Regions from separate parts of the Homo sapiens genome. Here region 2 is linked to region 1. Evidence: read pairs that join two places in POLR2A ChIA-PET (ENCODE). Cell type or tissue: PC-3. All regions are shown on one strand.

The links. ChIA-PET counts read pairs that join two places held together with the same protein. Peaks named below come from ENCODE experiments on the same cell type or tissue, not always from the same donor. Only the 100,000 strongest peaks of a DNase experiment are listed, where the experiment ranks them.
Region 2: POLR2A ChIA-PET joins it to region 1 with 21 read pairs; 3 of 35 experiments call an interaction of 5 or more read pairs at or near these places.

The regions. Positions count from the first base shown.
Region 1 is chr10:62,140,562-62,148,561 of GRCh38, forward strand. No RefSeq gene overlaps it. Among named protein-coding and RNA genes, the nearest start is that of LINC02621, 110 kb to the right of the region's middle. In PC-3, a CTCF peak has its summit at 7,071; no DNase peak of the experiment used is centred here.
Region 2 is chr10:62,419,272-62,427,271 of GRCh38, forward strand. It overlaps a transcript of ZNF365 not described here. Among named protein-coding and RNA genes, the nearest start is that of ZNF365, 49 kb to the left of the region's middle. In PC-3, CTCF peaks have their summits at 3,225, 4,954 and 5,158; DNase peaks (open chromatin) are centred at 2,890, 3,020 and 6,990; H3K27ac peaks cover 1,635 bases.

The sequences.
Region 1 (8,000 bases):
GATCCTCCTGCCTCAACCTCCCCAAGCATTGGGATTACAGGCATGAGGCACCATGCCCAACCACATAATTTTATTGGGATATGAAATTCTAGGTTTTTGGTTCTATTTCAACACATTAATTTTCTTTAGCACACTCTTTTCTTGCTTGTATGATTTTTTTTTTTTTTTTTGAGATGCAGTCTCACTCTGTTGCCCAGGCTGGAGTGTAGTGGCGCAATCCCTGCTCACTGCAAGCTCCACCTCCCGGGTTCACACCATTCTCCTGCCTCAGCCTCCTGAGTAGCTGGGACTACAGGCACCCGCCACCACACCCAGCTCATTTTTTGTATTTTTAGTAGAGACGGAGTTTCACCTTGTTAACCAGGATGGTCTCTATCTCCTGACCTCGTGATCTGCCTGCCTCGGCCTCCCAAAATGCTAGGATTACAGGTGTGAGCCACCATGCCCTGCCTCTTGCTTGCATGATTTCTAAAGAGAAGTTGGATGTAATTCTTACCATTGTTTCTCTGTACATAAGCTCTATTTTTCTTCTCTGGCTTCTTTAAGGATTTTCTCTTGATCTTTGACTTTTGGTAGCTTGAATACGATATGCCTAGGTATAAATTCTTTTTTTCATTTTTCTTTTATTTATTTATTTATTTATTTGAGATGGAGTCTCGCTCTGTCGCCAGGCTGGAGTGCAGTGACGTGGTCTCGGCTCACTGCAATCACCACTTCCTGGGTTCATGCCATTCTCCTGCCTCAGCCTCCCGAGTAGCTGGGCTTACAGGTGCCTGCCACCTTGCCTGGCTAATTTTTTTGTATTTTTAGTAGAGACAGGGTTTCACCATCTTGGTCAGGCTGGTCTTGAACTCCTGACCTCATGATCTGCACGCCTCGGCCTCCCAAAGTGCTGGGATTACAGATGTGAGCCACCGTGCTCGGCCATGCTTAGGTATAAATTCTTCTAGTATTAATCCTGCCTGGTGTTCTCTGAGCTTCTTGGATCTATGGTTTGATGTCTGTTGTTAATTTTGAAAAATTCTTGCCATTATTATTTCAAATATTTCTTGTGATCCTGTCTCTCTTTGTTCTCTTTATTTATATTCTTACTACATATTAATCATTACATATTAATGATATTAATCATTTCTTATTTCTTGAATTCTGTCCTATTAAAAATTTTTTTCCTTGAATTTTAGTCTTCGAGGTTTCTTCTCCTTCCTCTCTCTCTCTCTCTCTTTCTCTCTCTCTCTTTCTCTCTCCTTCCTTCCTTCCTTCTTTGTTTGTTTGTTTCTTTCTTTCTTTTGACAAGGTGTCACTCTGTCACCCAGGTTGGAGTGCAGAGGCACAATCTCTGCTCACTGCAACCTCTGCCTTCTGGGTTCAAGTGATTCCTGTGCCTCAGCCTCCTGAGTAGCTGGGATTACAGGCATACGCCACCACACCTGGCTAATTTTTGTATTTTTAGTAGAGACAACATGGTTTCACCATGTTGGCCAGGCTGGTCTCAAACTCCTGGCCTCAACTGATCCACTCGCCATGGTCTCCCAAAGTGCTGGGATTATAGGTGTGAACCACCGTGCCTGGCCTAATTTTTGAGGATATTGACTTATCTTGAAGCTCACTGATTCTCTCCTTGGCCTTATCTACTCTATTGATGTGCCCGTCAAAGGCCTTCTTCATTTCTGTTACAGAATTTTTGATTTCTAGCATTTACTTTAGATTGTTAGATTGTTAGAGCTCTAGTCTTTCTGCTTGATAACATGATTTTTTTCTATTTTTTATTTTATTTATTTATTTATTTGTTTTTTGAGACAGAGTCTTGCTCTGTCGCCCAGGCTGGAGTGCAGTGGCACAATCTTGGCTCACTGAAAGCTCCGCCTCCTGAATTCACACCATTCTCCTCCCTCAGCCTCCCAAGTAGCTGAGACTATAGGCGCCCACCACAACACCCGGCTAATTTTTTTTGTATTTTTAGTAGAGACGGGGTTTCACTGTGTTAGCCAGGATAGTCTTGATCTCCTGATCTTGTGATCCACCTGCCTCGGCCTCCCAGTGCTGGGATTACAGTTGTGAGCCACCGCACCCAGCCACATGATTTTATAGCTAGAAAACCCCATAGTTTCTGCCCAAAAGCTCCTTGAACTGATAAACAACTTCAGCAAAGTTTCAGGATACAAAACCAATGTACAAAAATCAGTAGCATTCCCATAAACCAGAAAGCACCAAAACAACAGCCAAATCAGGAACACAATCCCATTCACAATTGCCATAAAAAGAATAAAATACCTAAAAATACACTAACCACATAGGAGAAAGACGTCTACAATGAGAATCACAAAACACTGTTCAAAGAAATCAGAGATGACACAAACAAATGGGAAAATAGTCCTTGCTCATGGATAGGAAGAATCAATATCATTAAAATGGCCATACTGCCTAAAGCAATTTAAAGATTCAATACTATTCCTGTCAAACTACCAATGACATTCTTCACAGAACTAGAAAAAATTATTTTAAAATTCATATGGAACCAAAAAAGATCCCAAATAGCCAAGGCCATCCTAAGCAAAAAGAAAAAAGCTGGAAGCATCACATTACCCTACTTAAAAACTATACTACAAGGCTATGGTAACTAAAACAGTGTGGTACTGGTACAGAAACTGACACACAGACCAATGGAACAGAATAGAGAGCCCAGGAATAAGGCTACGCACCTGCAAACACCTGATCATCGACAAAGGTGACAAAAACAAGCAATGATGAAAGGATTCCCTATACAATAAATGGAGCTGGGATAACTGGGTAACCATATGCAGAAGATTGAAACTGGACTCCTTCTTACGCCATATAAAAAAATCAACTCAAGGTGGATTAAAGACTTAAATTTAAAACCCAAAACTATAAAAACTCTGGAATATACCCTAGGAAATACCATGCTGGACACAGGAACTGACAAAGGTTTCATGATGAAGATGCTAAAAGCAATTGCAACAATAGCAAAAATTAGCAAGTGGGATCTAATTAAATAGAAGAATCTCTGCACAGCAAAAGAAACTACCAACAGAGTAAACAGGCAACCTACAGAATGGGAGAAAATTTTTGCAAACTGTGCATCTGACAAAAGTCTAATATCCATCTATAAGGAACTTAAACATATTTACAAGGAAAAAAACCAAGCAGCCCCATTAAAAAGTGGGCAAAGGACATGAACAGACACTTTTCAAAAGAAGACATACCTGTAGCCAACGTTCAACATCACTGATCGTTAGAAAAATGCAAATCAAAACCACAATAAGATACCATCACACACCAGTCAGAATGGCTACTATTAAAAAGTCAAAAAATAACAGATGCTGATAAGGTTATGGAGAAAAAGGAATGCTTATACACTGCTGTTGGGGGTGTTAATTAGTTCAACCATTGTGGAAACCAGTGTGGTGATTTCTCAAAGAACTAAATACAGAACTACCATTTGACCTAGCAATCCCATTACTGGGTGTATATCCAAAGGAATATAAATTGTTCTACCATAAAGACACATGTGTATGTTCATCATAGCACTATTCTCAATAGTAAAGACATGGAATCAACCTAAATGCCCATCAGTGGTAGACTGGGTAAAGAAAATGTGGTACACAAATACCATGGAATAATATGCAGTGACAAAAAAAATAGAACAAGATCATGTTCTTTGCAAGAATATGGATGGAGCTGGAGGCTATTATCCTTAGCAAACTAATGCAGGAACTGAAAACCAAGTAACGCATGTTCTCAATTAAAAGTGGGAGCTAAATGATGAGAACATATGAACACAAAGAGGGAAAGAACAGACACTGGGGCCCATCAGAAGGTGGAGGGTGGGGGGAAGGAGAGGATCAGAAAAAATAACTATTGGGCACTATGCTTAGTAGCTGGCTGACAAAATAATCTGTACACCAAACCCCTGTGACACAAGTTTACCTATATAACAAACCTGCACATGTACCCTAAACCTAAAAAGTTTTTTAAAAAAGAAATAAACACACCCAATTTTAGTTCTTACCAAAAAAGAAAAATCATTCTGCTTACATTGCCCATCTGTTCTTGTAGGTTGTCCATTTTTTTCTATTAGAGCTCTTAGTATATTAATTAAGAGTTATTTTAATTTCAAAATCTCTGCTGTATCTGAGTCTGGTTCTGAGGCTTGCTTTGTCCCATCAGACTGTGTTTTTTGTTGTCGTTGTTCATTTTGCCTTTGTGCATGCCTTGTAATTTTTAGTTGAAAGCCTGAAATGATTAGGTCAAAGGAACTGAGTTAAATAGGATTTTAGCATGAAGTTTCATGTTTGGCTACTTAGGTTGTGTTTACTTTTTGCTGCATCTGTGACATCAGGGGCAAAAGTTGCCTCTAGCATTCTTTTGTCTCGCCCGTTTTTTGAGTTTTCTTAGAGACCTATTAAATAGGGACTGAGACTTGCAGTTCTGTTAGCTGTAATCGTGCTATTATTCAGGAGCTGGACTGATATGGTGGTGAGGTGTGGACAGAGGAGACGTTTTCTATAATCCTACAGTGAGGTCTCAGTGTTTTAGAAATCCTGAATTGGGTATTCCCCTTCTTCCAGGTTGGTTAGGCTCTGGTTAAACTGCAGTATGTCAGGAACTTGGAAATTAGTTTCCCTTGAAGTTGGGCCTTGTTAAGGAGAAGAGAGAGCTCTCAGTGTTGTTCAAAAGGTTACTTTTCCCCTCCCTCTGCATAGGGGGATTTTTCTCCAGTCCTCACAATGAGAACCTGGAGAGAGTACTGGAGATAAACCTCTTCAATGTGTGAGAGGCTCCATAAAATCAGGTTCCCTTAGAGTTTTAAAATTCTCATGTTTGTCCACATGGAGCCTTCAGCAATTCATCCATATTAGCTTAAAACATTCCTATGGATATTAGATGTGGCGAAGGGCTTCTGCTCCATGTAAGCTGTGGTTTTCTGAATCCACCTGTTTGTCTCTGTAGTTTTCAGGGCAGCAGTTGCCCTGTAACCTCAATTCTCTGATGGATCTAGGAAGAATTATTGATTTTCAGTTAGTTCAGCTTTTTTCTTGTCATGAGGATAGGAGTGATGACTTCCAAGCTCTTTACATGTTGACAGACATCAGCAGTTTACCAGGTCTGTTTCTGATACTTAAATTAATATAGAGTCACTGTATGTCTATATGAGTAGGAAGTAGTGTCTTTATCTTGGAACCCCCTGGCTACACTGTCCTAGAACCAGAGCACTTAGTCTAGTCGGTGGAGTTTTCAGACATCCCTCTGGGAGGAATTGCAAAATCTGACCAGTCCACTAACAGATTTCCCTTTTTATCCCTAGTTGTTTCTGTTATTGCAATGACTACATTAGACTATGTCACCATGGAAAAGACATGGCCTTCCCAGCCAGATGCATCCTTGCCCACTACTTCCATAATGCCACACACAGTTCAGACTGCAGTAGATTTTTGAGGAAGGATGGCCTTGTTAGCTTAGTGTCATGCTTGTCTATGATGCTCCAACCTTGGGCTCCTGAGGTTATAATCCATCCTCATACATTCAGCCAGTGTCCCAAAGTGAACCCACCATGCTAGGTAGATGAATTAATAGGCGCATCTTCAAACTCCAATTCCCCTAAGTTAATGGTGAATTCCTTCTCACTTGACCTTCCTTTCTTGTAAGTAGGACTCACTCAGGACCACCTCAGTTCATCAGGCCTTCAAAAATGGGAGGGTTCCCACACTAGATCTATTTGATTTACCCACTGGTTGTTCAGAAACTAGTCCTATATGCCCAGGGGTATAGAGAGAGGTAACATTGTTAAGGCACCTGTGGGTCTTCAGTGGTGTCCCATGAAGCTGGAGCCACTTTGCTTGCATTTGCATGGAGGTTTCTACTGTCATATATTCAAGCTCAGATATGTCAGTGACTGAGACTTCACTTCCAGCATCCCCCAGCAAATGTGGTCCTTCACCAACGTAGAAAACCCAGCTAGCTCCCTTACCTCCGGTTGGACAACTGTGAGGTGTAACTAGCGCTCCAAAGTTTCTCTGTGGGAATGGCGGTGAAGCAACTTCATCTCCTTGTTCAGTTTCTTTCCTTTCCTTGTTCTGCTTTCTTCACCTGCTCACTGAACTCCCTTGGAAGCACTTCCCTAATCAATCGCTTCTCATGATCCTCATCTCGGGGTCTGCTCTTGGGGAACTCAACTCAAGAAACCATCTAATGAGGTCAAGGCAGTGAATGCCTTCTATTGTATGGATGTATGTATGTATGTATTTGAGATGGAGTCTCGCTCTGTTGTCCAGGCTGGAGTGCAGTGATGCTATCTCAGCTCACTGCAACCTCCGCCTCCTGGGTTCAAGTGATTCTCCTGCCTCAGCCTCCCGAGTTGCTGGGATTACAGGCATGTGCCACCATGCCCAGATAATTTTTGTATTTTTAGTAGAGATGGGGTTTCACCATGTTGGCCAGGCTGGTCTTGAACTCCTAACCTCAAGTGATCCACCTGCCTCAGCCTCCCAAAGTGCTGGGATTACAGGCATGAGCCACCACGCCCGGCCGGCAGTGAATGCCATCTAGTCTTACATTTTCATAGCCAAGAGGGTCCCTCAGTGTGCTCCAGAAGGATTTGTTTCCTCCAAGTGGAATGGCAAACACCGTTGAAATGGTAGCTACTCATACAAATAAATGAAATTCTCTATTTCTGCCCAAGAAAACTCTTTTCTATTGGTTGCTCCAATATTTTTACTTATTATTTTTCTTGTGATTATCCCTAAGAGGCTTGAAAATGGCCAAGGTCCACAGTCACCAAATAATTCACTTGACTGATCATCATATTCAGGAAACTTGCTTGAGTATTTACTCTGAAGTCAAAGACTTTCTGATGCCTCCTTTCCCAACCTCTCCTTTTTTTTTTCTCCTAGTGCCTTTATTCAGGTAAAACTGACACCCATATGTCCCCTGTCTTGCCCAGTCAAGGCCTATGCATGGAAATGATTAAACCAGTTAGTGGCGAAAGGCATGGTTTCTACTTTTCTTCACTTGGTAAGAGACGGTGGGGGAAGGTCAGGATAAGTAATGAAAAGCACTAGATGGTGCTCAAGACATTTCAGAGATCAGACAATCAGTATGAGGAGAATTCTGGAACACAGGGGCCTTTGAAGATACCCTCTGGCATTTGTCCCCAGTACACAGTTGCTGGTTGTAGGCTATTCCGTATTCACAGTTTGTAGATTAATCCTCGTGAGAGAGGGGTGTGCTGCCCCTTGTCCCCATCTCTGTACCTCACCTGGTGCTGGTGAGAGCTCAAGAATACAGGTTACTTGGGTTTCAGGTCAGCAACACAGGTGGCTACGGGAAGTCTACATGGTGTGGTGGGCGAGGCCTCAAGTTCAGCAGAAGACAAGCTTGATTCAAATCCTGGCTCTACACTTGTGAGCTATGTGGCTATAAGAAAATCACTGAACCTCTCTGTGGCTCCATTTCCCTGGATAGAAAATGAAGATAATGATAGTGACCTCCAAGAGTTGTTCTGAAGCATAGAAATGAGATCAAACATGTGCAATGGTTGGCACCAAGTAAATACCTGAGAAATAGCAATTCCTATCCTCCCATACAGCAAGGTTTAGTAAATGACACTAGGTTTATCTGAGTCATCATTCAGCTTTATAAAGACTGAACATGCCTCCCTCGCCCCACAATTAATCCCCCAAATTAACATTTTGGAACTTTGAAATCAGAAGGTAATTTTCATGTCACCTTGTCTAACCCACCCATTTTGCAGGTGATAAAATTGAGGCCTAGAGGATTCAGGGCTTTGTTCAAAGCCTGCTGTTTCTCCTCTATTACCCCTTGCCCTACACCTTGTTAATTATCACCTTTTTGAAGTCCATGTTTACAAATCCTGGTGAATGTTTAGCTATTTGCGCTTGCAGTATTATTTTGTGAGGTGTGGCCATGAGGGGTTATTTCAGGTCTTTCGCTATGGTCCCCCAAAAGGAAAATGCTGTCAATTC
Region 2 (8,000 bases), 280 kb after region 1:
AACTTAGACAAGTTACTTAACTTCTCTGAGCTTCCATTTGCATATGTAAAAACTGCACATAATGATATTTATCAATCTAAAAGGAAGACGGAGGCTGAGGCAAAACATATAATTTAAAGGGTTTATTTGAGCCAAAGGGAGGACAGCTATCTAGAAGACTTAGATCCAAGTAACCTTGAATATAAGCTCCATTTGGCTTTTGTTACAAGCAGGTTTTTAAAGGAAAAAAAAAAAAAAAGGACGGGGTGGGCTTATACAAAGTCGTTTGTCAGGAATTCTCATTGGTTAACAGAGGTAACACTGATTAATGATTGGGTGCACATTGTTTAGCTATTGAGCGTGGATTTTAGTGTCTGATGTGACATTGTTCAGTTAATTTATAGCTATTTGCAGCAACAGCAAACAGTTTTGAAAGATGAATACATGGCTCAAAGCGGGGAGTAGGGTTTTTCTTGTGTTATTTATTGTTGTTTTTGCATGAACAAAAGGTCAGAATGTTAAGGTAGTCAAGTTCATCAATAGTTTTTTCCTTTATGCTTAGTGCTTTTTTGTTTTATTCCCTACCCAAGGTCATGGAAATATCCTCATATATTAATTAATGTTTTATCATTGAGTATGATCATTATTGTAAGTTTTTGGTATGTACACTTTTTAGGTTATTATAATTCCTATCAATTCCTGGTTTGCTAAGATATATCACAAAAAAATATATAAATTTAGAGAGATGTTTTCTCCTTTATTGAATGAGATTTTGTTTTATATTTCTCCTTTAAAATCTTAATGTATTAGGTTATGTTAATTTATTTTATAACATTAAATAAACCTGAGTTCTTGGAATAAATCATACTTAGTCATTACATATTACTTTTATATACATTATTGCATTTAGGTTGAAATTAATTGGCCTACAATTTTCCTTTTTTGTATTGACATTGTCTTATTTGGATATCAAAGTTAGACTAGAATTTACTATTTCTGAAGCAGTTTGTGCAAATTTGAAATTAACTCGTAATAAATATTTGTTAGAACATGCTTGTAAAAACATTTGGGACTTTGTTTTCTTTGAACCAGTGATTCAATTTTTTTGTTATTGTTCAGTTTGATGGAGCTTCCACCATCTTTGTAACACTGAGACTTAAGCTTAAATTTAAGTTTGTATTCTTGTAGGTAACTATGTCACAGAAAAAGACAAGAGAATTGCATGTAGGATTTTCTCTGTCTTAACTCAGAAATGATTCACATATTTTTTCACATTGTAATTGGCCCATATAACTGCAAAGAAGCTAAGAAATAAAGGAAAGTAAATAGAATACTTAGCAAGCTTTACTGTCTCTGGCAGCCTCTAAGTTCTTGGCCTGGACTACAGAAATAATACTTTGATTGATTGCAAGTTGGCAGTGAACTTGAAAATAAAGGGATGACCTGCCTTGATTTTCTGTCGTCTGGACATTCCACTGGTTTTGTATGCACCTAATGTCTTCTAGAATGGTTTCTGTTTTTCTTGTTTTCAGGCTTTTTTTTTTTATTGAGTCAGGCTCTGTCACTCTGTCACCTGGGCTGGAGTGCAGTGGCGCCATGCCAGCTCACTGCAACCTCCACCTCCCTGGCTCAAGTGATCCTCCCACCTCAGCCTCCTGAGTAGCTGAGACCAGAGGCACCTGTCACCACACCCGGCTAGTTTTTTATATTTTTGTAGAGATGGTTTTTTTTTTTTTTTAACTGAACACTGACTGATAAACCATTTTGTACCAGAAGAAGTCTGGAAAACAGACTTCAAAAGATAGAAATGTGGCCTACTTGGGTTTAGAGACATTGGCAACCGATAGTGGTAGCTCATTGCTTATACTGGAAAAATATGTATTTGTCTATTTTGATTTGATTGTTAATGTCTAAGTCATCAACAATCTTATTGTCATCACCAATTTTCTGAACTGAGCTAGTTCACAAATTGAACAGGTCTTGTGAATGTAGGAGAGTCTAGTCAACTTGATGAAAGATCGTACAACACTGGCACAATTATGTACTGCAAATCTGTTACCTGGCCTTTACCAAAAGAATCTGGGGCCATTTACAAGGGTGAATCCACAGTTGATAAAGTAAAATACCCAATCTTTTTAGGGATTACTTCTCATCAGCCTTGAGCTGATGCAAATTCCTCAGGACCATGAATCCTCTATACTCAGTTAAGCGGGTGGGCTTTAGAATTTGGGTGATAAAATGAAATGTTAACCCAAGTCCGTATCACGTAAAGCCAGGAACTCTGCAAAACCACAGTGTGCTAATCCCTGAAAGCATGGTTGAAATAGATTTAATTATGTACTGACAGCCTCCCGACATTGGCATACTCACTGTTGAAGTAAAGGCTTTAATGATAGAGATATGCAAGAAGTCCTTGGGATTTCTTTCTCCAAATAGTAAACAATAATTGATACTACATCCCTGAGGTAATTGAAAAGATCAGTGCCACCATCAAAATCTTGAAAGCTGCAGAGCTATTGATTTCTTTCAGGTCAGCATTAACTTATCTGTTTGCTCTATGCAGAATACAGATGAATCTGGAATAATGACAGCAGATTATTACAACTATAGTTGTTACAGATGTGAACTCCTTGCTGGATCTATAGCTGATACTCAGCTATTGATTTGGATAATGTTTTACCACTGTATTCTGAATAGCAAAAAAATATCAGAAGCAGCTTCCTCTTATCTGCAAGGTACTGCCATATATCTTCATTGTCTTAGTTCAGAGTTATGTTAGTATTCTGGTTTTCAGCAATAATCTAGTCCAGAGAAACCAAGTATTACCATTCTACAGGGCAGCATGTTGGTCCATTATATGGATGAGTCATGCTGAGTGGGCTGTGTGAGTAGGAAGGAACCAGTATTTTAGATGCCTTGATAACTGCATGCATGCCAGAGGTGGGAGAAACACCCCATGAAAATTCAAGGCATGTCATCTTGTTCATCTTGATGAAACTTCTAGGGTTGGGTAGACTGGGAAATGTGATATCTCATAAGAAAGAGAATATAAGTCGCTATGCCTTACACCCTCATCATTAAGGAGGCACAATATTTTGTGAACTTCTTTGGTTGTTAAAGGCAACATTCCCCACTTTTGAGTGTACTGCTCTGACTCATTTACCAGATGACAACCAGTAAATTTGCCAGTTTTGAATGGACCTAGACTAAAGGAGGCACTGCAGCTGGTCTGGACTGCTGTGAAAACCACTCCACTATTTAGACCTAATGACCAAGCAGACCCAATGATGCACAACATGTCTATGGCAGCTAGAGGTGCTGTACAAATGGAGCTGTGAGAAAACCCAGTAGGAGAAACAGTGCAGATACCTAGGGCTTTAGAGCGCGGCCATGCTCTATTCTGAAAATGATCATTTATTCAGTTTGGAAATAGTTCTTAATTCTCTACTGGGCCCTAGTAGAGACTGAATGCCATACCACCTAAGTAGCCCATCATGAGTTAGGTGTTATCTCATCCACCAAACCTTACAATTGGGTGTTCGTAGAGTACTCCATGATCACAAGAAAAGAAAACTGCATATGAGATGGAAATGAAGTTGATCTTGAAGACGAAACTAAGTTGTGTGAGTACCTGGCACAGACTCCCTTGGCACCTACTTTTGCTGTCTTGCCAACTTGTTCTCAACTCACACCTCTAGTCTCCTAAGAAATATCCCTGATGAGTTGTCTGAGGAAGGAAATATTTGGGCCTCTTTCATGGATGGTTTCACACAATGTGTTGGCACCAGCTAGGGGGAGACTTACTATAATGTTAAATGAATTTATAGTGGCAACTAACTTATATAATAGATACTCCATAAATGTTAGTCTTTCTTATCAATTTCCAAACTGTGTTCTGTAGCATGTCACTAAGTAAGATACTTGAAAAGAATTCCTGGTCTATACAACATTTTTAATAGAAACTTAAAAAAAAAACTCCAGGAGTTCTAAAGGAGTTAGTATAGTAAGATACATTTTGAATTTCAGCATTTCTCAAGCTTTAGGAGTTCTAAAGGAGTTGGTATACTAAGATACATTTTGAATTTCAGCATTTCTCAAGCTTATTTGACTCCAAGACTCCTACTTCATAGAGTATTTCACAGGATTAGTGCTTTTCAGAATCTACCTTGGGAATTTCAGCAATTCAGACTTGGACAGAATATTAGTTCTGATAACCAGGAATGATTTGGGTACATTCAATCATTCCAGTTTTTTCAGAATATTAGTTTTGATAGCCAGGAAGAAAAGTGTTAAATTTTTACACTAACTCTAGGATGTGACATGTGCTCATCTTGGCTATTCTAAATGACTAGAATTCTTAGTTCAAAAAGATATTTTAATAGAAAATCCTTGCTATGAGGGTAGCGTAGGTGACACTACCCAAAAGGAGCATGTAAATCAAATTTAATGATGATTTTTCCATTTTATAATAGGGATTAGGGTTACAAGGAGATCACAGCTCTCTGAATCCAATTAGGACTAATAAAATGCATGCTTTGAGCTTACAAATGAATTGATTTAGAGAGGAAATAATTATAATAATAAGCATGATATTTGGCACTATGATTACATATTAGGTTATTCAGATTATTAAAATCATTCTTATTTTCAAAACTGAATGTACATAGTTTTGCACAATGCAATGAAGTTTATGGAGTCTGAAGTATATTATACTTTCTTTTGAGACACTGATGGAAGGAAAGAATTGTAAACAAGATAAGGGCTCGAGGTTAGGATAAAGAAAAAAATTAGACCTTATTAGAGATAACTGTGTTATTAATGAACTTTTATAACAGACTATAGCAAATATTATCTGGGGAAAGAACAAAACATGATTGATCAGACCAAATTTCTGAGAACTCTATTAATTTGAGAAGCCTGTGAGTGAGTATGCTTATCCAATGAAGCTTAGTTTGATTTTGATCCCATTACTGCCCCCTTGCTATCAAATTTAACACTTAATGTTCTTTTTGTAAGTGATAGGAGATGAAGAGGTGGTAAGGTCCAAGAAAGTACACCTTTTTGCAGGCACCAGTACCATGTCCAGCTCTTCTCAACCAGGGTTTTAGGAGAGAATTGAAGCACGATGCTCTCAGGAATCTATTATAAGCAATGAATTAACTTCCCTCCTATGCATCTAAAGTGATACTAGCTATGTCTCATCCTTGGGATAATTGAGAAAATAGTCATTTGATAATTTTCTGTTGGCCTAGTTCTCTAGTGGAAACATTTTAAGCAGAGGCTATTTTGGACCACTGATCACAAAACACCTGTCAATGAGAGTTTTAAAAATTCTTGCATGCTGTCTTCACTGATTTGGATTCCATTGATCAGGAATGGGATTCAGCAGTATGTGTTATAAAAATCTCTCTAGATATTTCTGATATAACCAAAGTCTGGGAACGACCGCTCCAAATATAGAATACTGGTAGCCAAGATGCTTTATGAGACAAATGTTCCATGGCCTACAGTGCCCCAGTTGGGGACTTACAATGACATTGATGTATTAAAGAATCTCAATTGTCCTAGAGTTACTACACAGTTATCCCAGGTTTCTGAAACTTATTTCAAGATGGAAAACGTTTTTGCTGGATACCTGTAATTATCTTGTGGAACCAGAGTGCCACAGAAGCACTTTGGGAAATGAGGCTAGAGAATGGCTGTTGGCATCCGAGAATGCAGGCTTCAGCAGGGTCTTCTGCAGCCAATTTCCACACAACCTCCCTGCTCTGTCACCTTTAGAAACACATCCTTTTGGGTCTTAGAAGTTTTTCATTTCAAGAGTCCCTTGTTTTTCAAACAGTAAACTGACTTTGTTGATTACACCAAAATAAACTCCAGATGTATTAACATTTTAAATGTTACGTTTAAGTTCATAAAATTATAAGAAGAAAAAAATAAAGTTTTCTTCATTCATGGAGTGGAGATAACCTTCCTAGATAAGACACAGAGTCTAGAAGCCATTAAGAAAAGGTTGATAAATTTTATTACCTAAAATGTAATACTTCTGTATAGCAATTATGATTAAATATATGACATATATAAAAATACATAATCTCAATATAAACAAAATAACACAATGGTAAGCTGAGGAAAACATTTGTAATATATATGCTAGGCAAGGGATGATTTCTTTAACATGTGAAGGATTCCTAATCAGTAAGAAATGACAGGCAAGCTAAGAGCAAATATGCATATGAACCAACAGTTCACAGAGTAACAACTACAGATTCTCAATAATTACTTGAAAAGAGGGGGCCAGATATGGTCCAGTCAAGGACCTGTGTGATTACCATTCCCTCTGCCTAAACTGTCCCTTCCCCAGATTTTCTTTTGGCTCTCAGGCTGACCTGTGAAGCCTTTGGGTCAGTGTCACTTTCTCAGGAGGCCTTCCCTGCTTCACACTGCACACTCGGCATTCCCCATTTCCTTTCCTTGCTTTACTTCTCTTCATAGAATGTATCACCATCGGATGTACCATATATTTTCTTATTTATCTGGTTATTGTTCATTTATCACCATTAGAAGACAAGGTCTATGAAGGCAGGGAATATGGTGCTGACTGCTATAGCCTTCACACTTAGACCCATACCTGGCATATAGTAGGAATTTGACAAATATTTGCTGAATGAAAAAATGAATAAATAATAAGATGCTCAAGTTGGTCATAATTAAAGAAATGCAAGTCCAAACAACCATTTTGACTCAGTAATGATTGACAAACTTGTCAATAATCAGTCAAAATGTTTTAATCCCTCCCTATATGTTAAAGCCTATACTAGCGGTTTTATTTTTAGAACTCCAGAACCAAACTCTTCATCTTTGCCCCCACACCTGATTGTGTGATTCGCCTACTAGATTGATGATGTCACTGTCTTTCTAATCCTTGACTCCTCTTTCTTCCTTTTGGTTGACTCATCTGGATGACTGAAATAACTTCTTTGGTTCCCCTACCTACAGCTTTGATCAGTGCCATGCTAATCTGAAACATAGCTGAAACTAATCTGAATCATAGCTCTGCACCTGCCACTCCCCTGTCCAGAAGCCTCTGTGGTCTGTTCCTCACCATAGTTGTCTAGGTTTTCCATGATCCAGTCAAACCTCCCTGCAGGCTACCCTGCTAGATATGCACAGCCCAGTTCCAGAATCCTAAATATACCCAGAGCTTTGTTCCTTTGTAGTTGTTCTGTGTTCTTTAATGTGATGGTGCAGCTACAGGAGAGGCTCTGGAAACAAAGTTTATTATGCTCACAGGCCCTAAAAATAGGAGGCATGCTACATCACTCAAAGTCATTTGAGGAACACCAGGTTCTGGTCAAGAGGTAGAAGACAGGAGCAAGAGGAAGGCAGGCTAGAGCTTTTACTGGGGTTTCTGCGGGAAAGGCAAGGCTGGGCAGGGCAAACAGTTTAGGATTGGCGAGTTTGAATCATTTCATGGGGCTCTAAGCTATAGGGATGGTCCTTAGGTGCCTGATATCCAGCCCTGGGATGATTAAGTTAGAGGAATGTCACCTCCTGGGGTGTACTGGCCAGATAGAAGTGTGGCTCTAGATGATTAGTTTACACATCAAAGGTGAGCAACCCACTGAGAGCACTTTGCCAACTCTAAGAATTGGCTAGCTCTGGGAGGGGCAGAGTCTTCTCTCCAGCCAGCAAGGTTTGTAAAATGTCAAGACATCGTAATAACAGTCATGACCTTTCTGTCAATAATGGACCACATATATGACAATGGTCCCATAAGGTTATAATGGAGCATAAAAATTCCTATCGCTTAGTGAAGTTGTAGCTGTCCTAACATCCTAGCGCAACACGTTACTCACATGTTTGTGGTGATGGTTAATAAATGACTATATTACTGGCTTATGCTTTTTCTATACTATTTATCATTATTTTAGAGTGTACTCCTTCTACAGTCACATGACACATGATGATATTTTGGTCAACAATGGACCTCATCTATGATGGCGGTCCCATGAGATTAT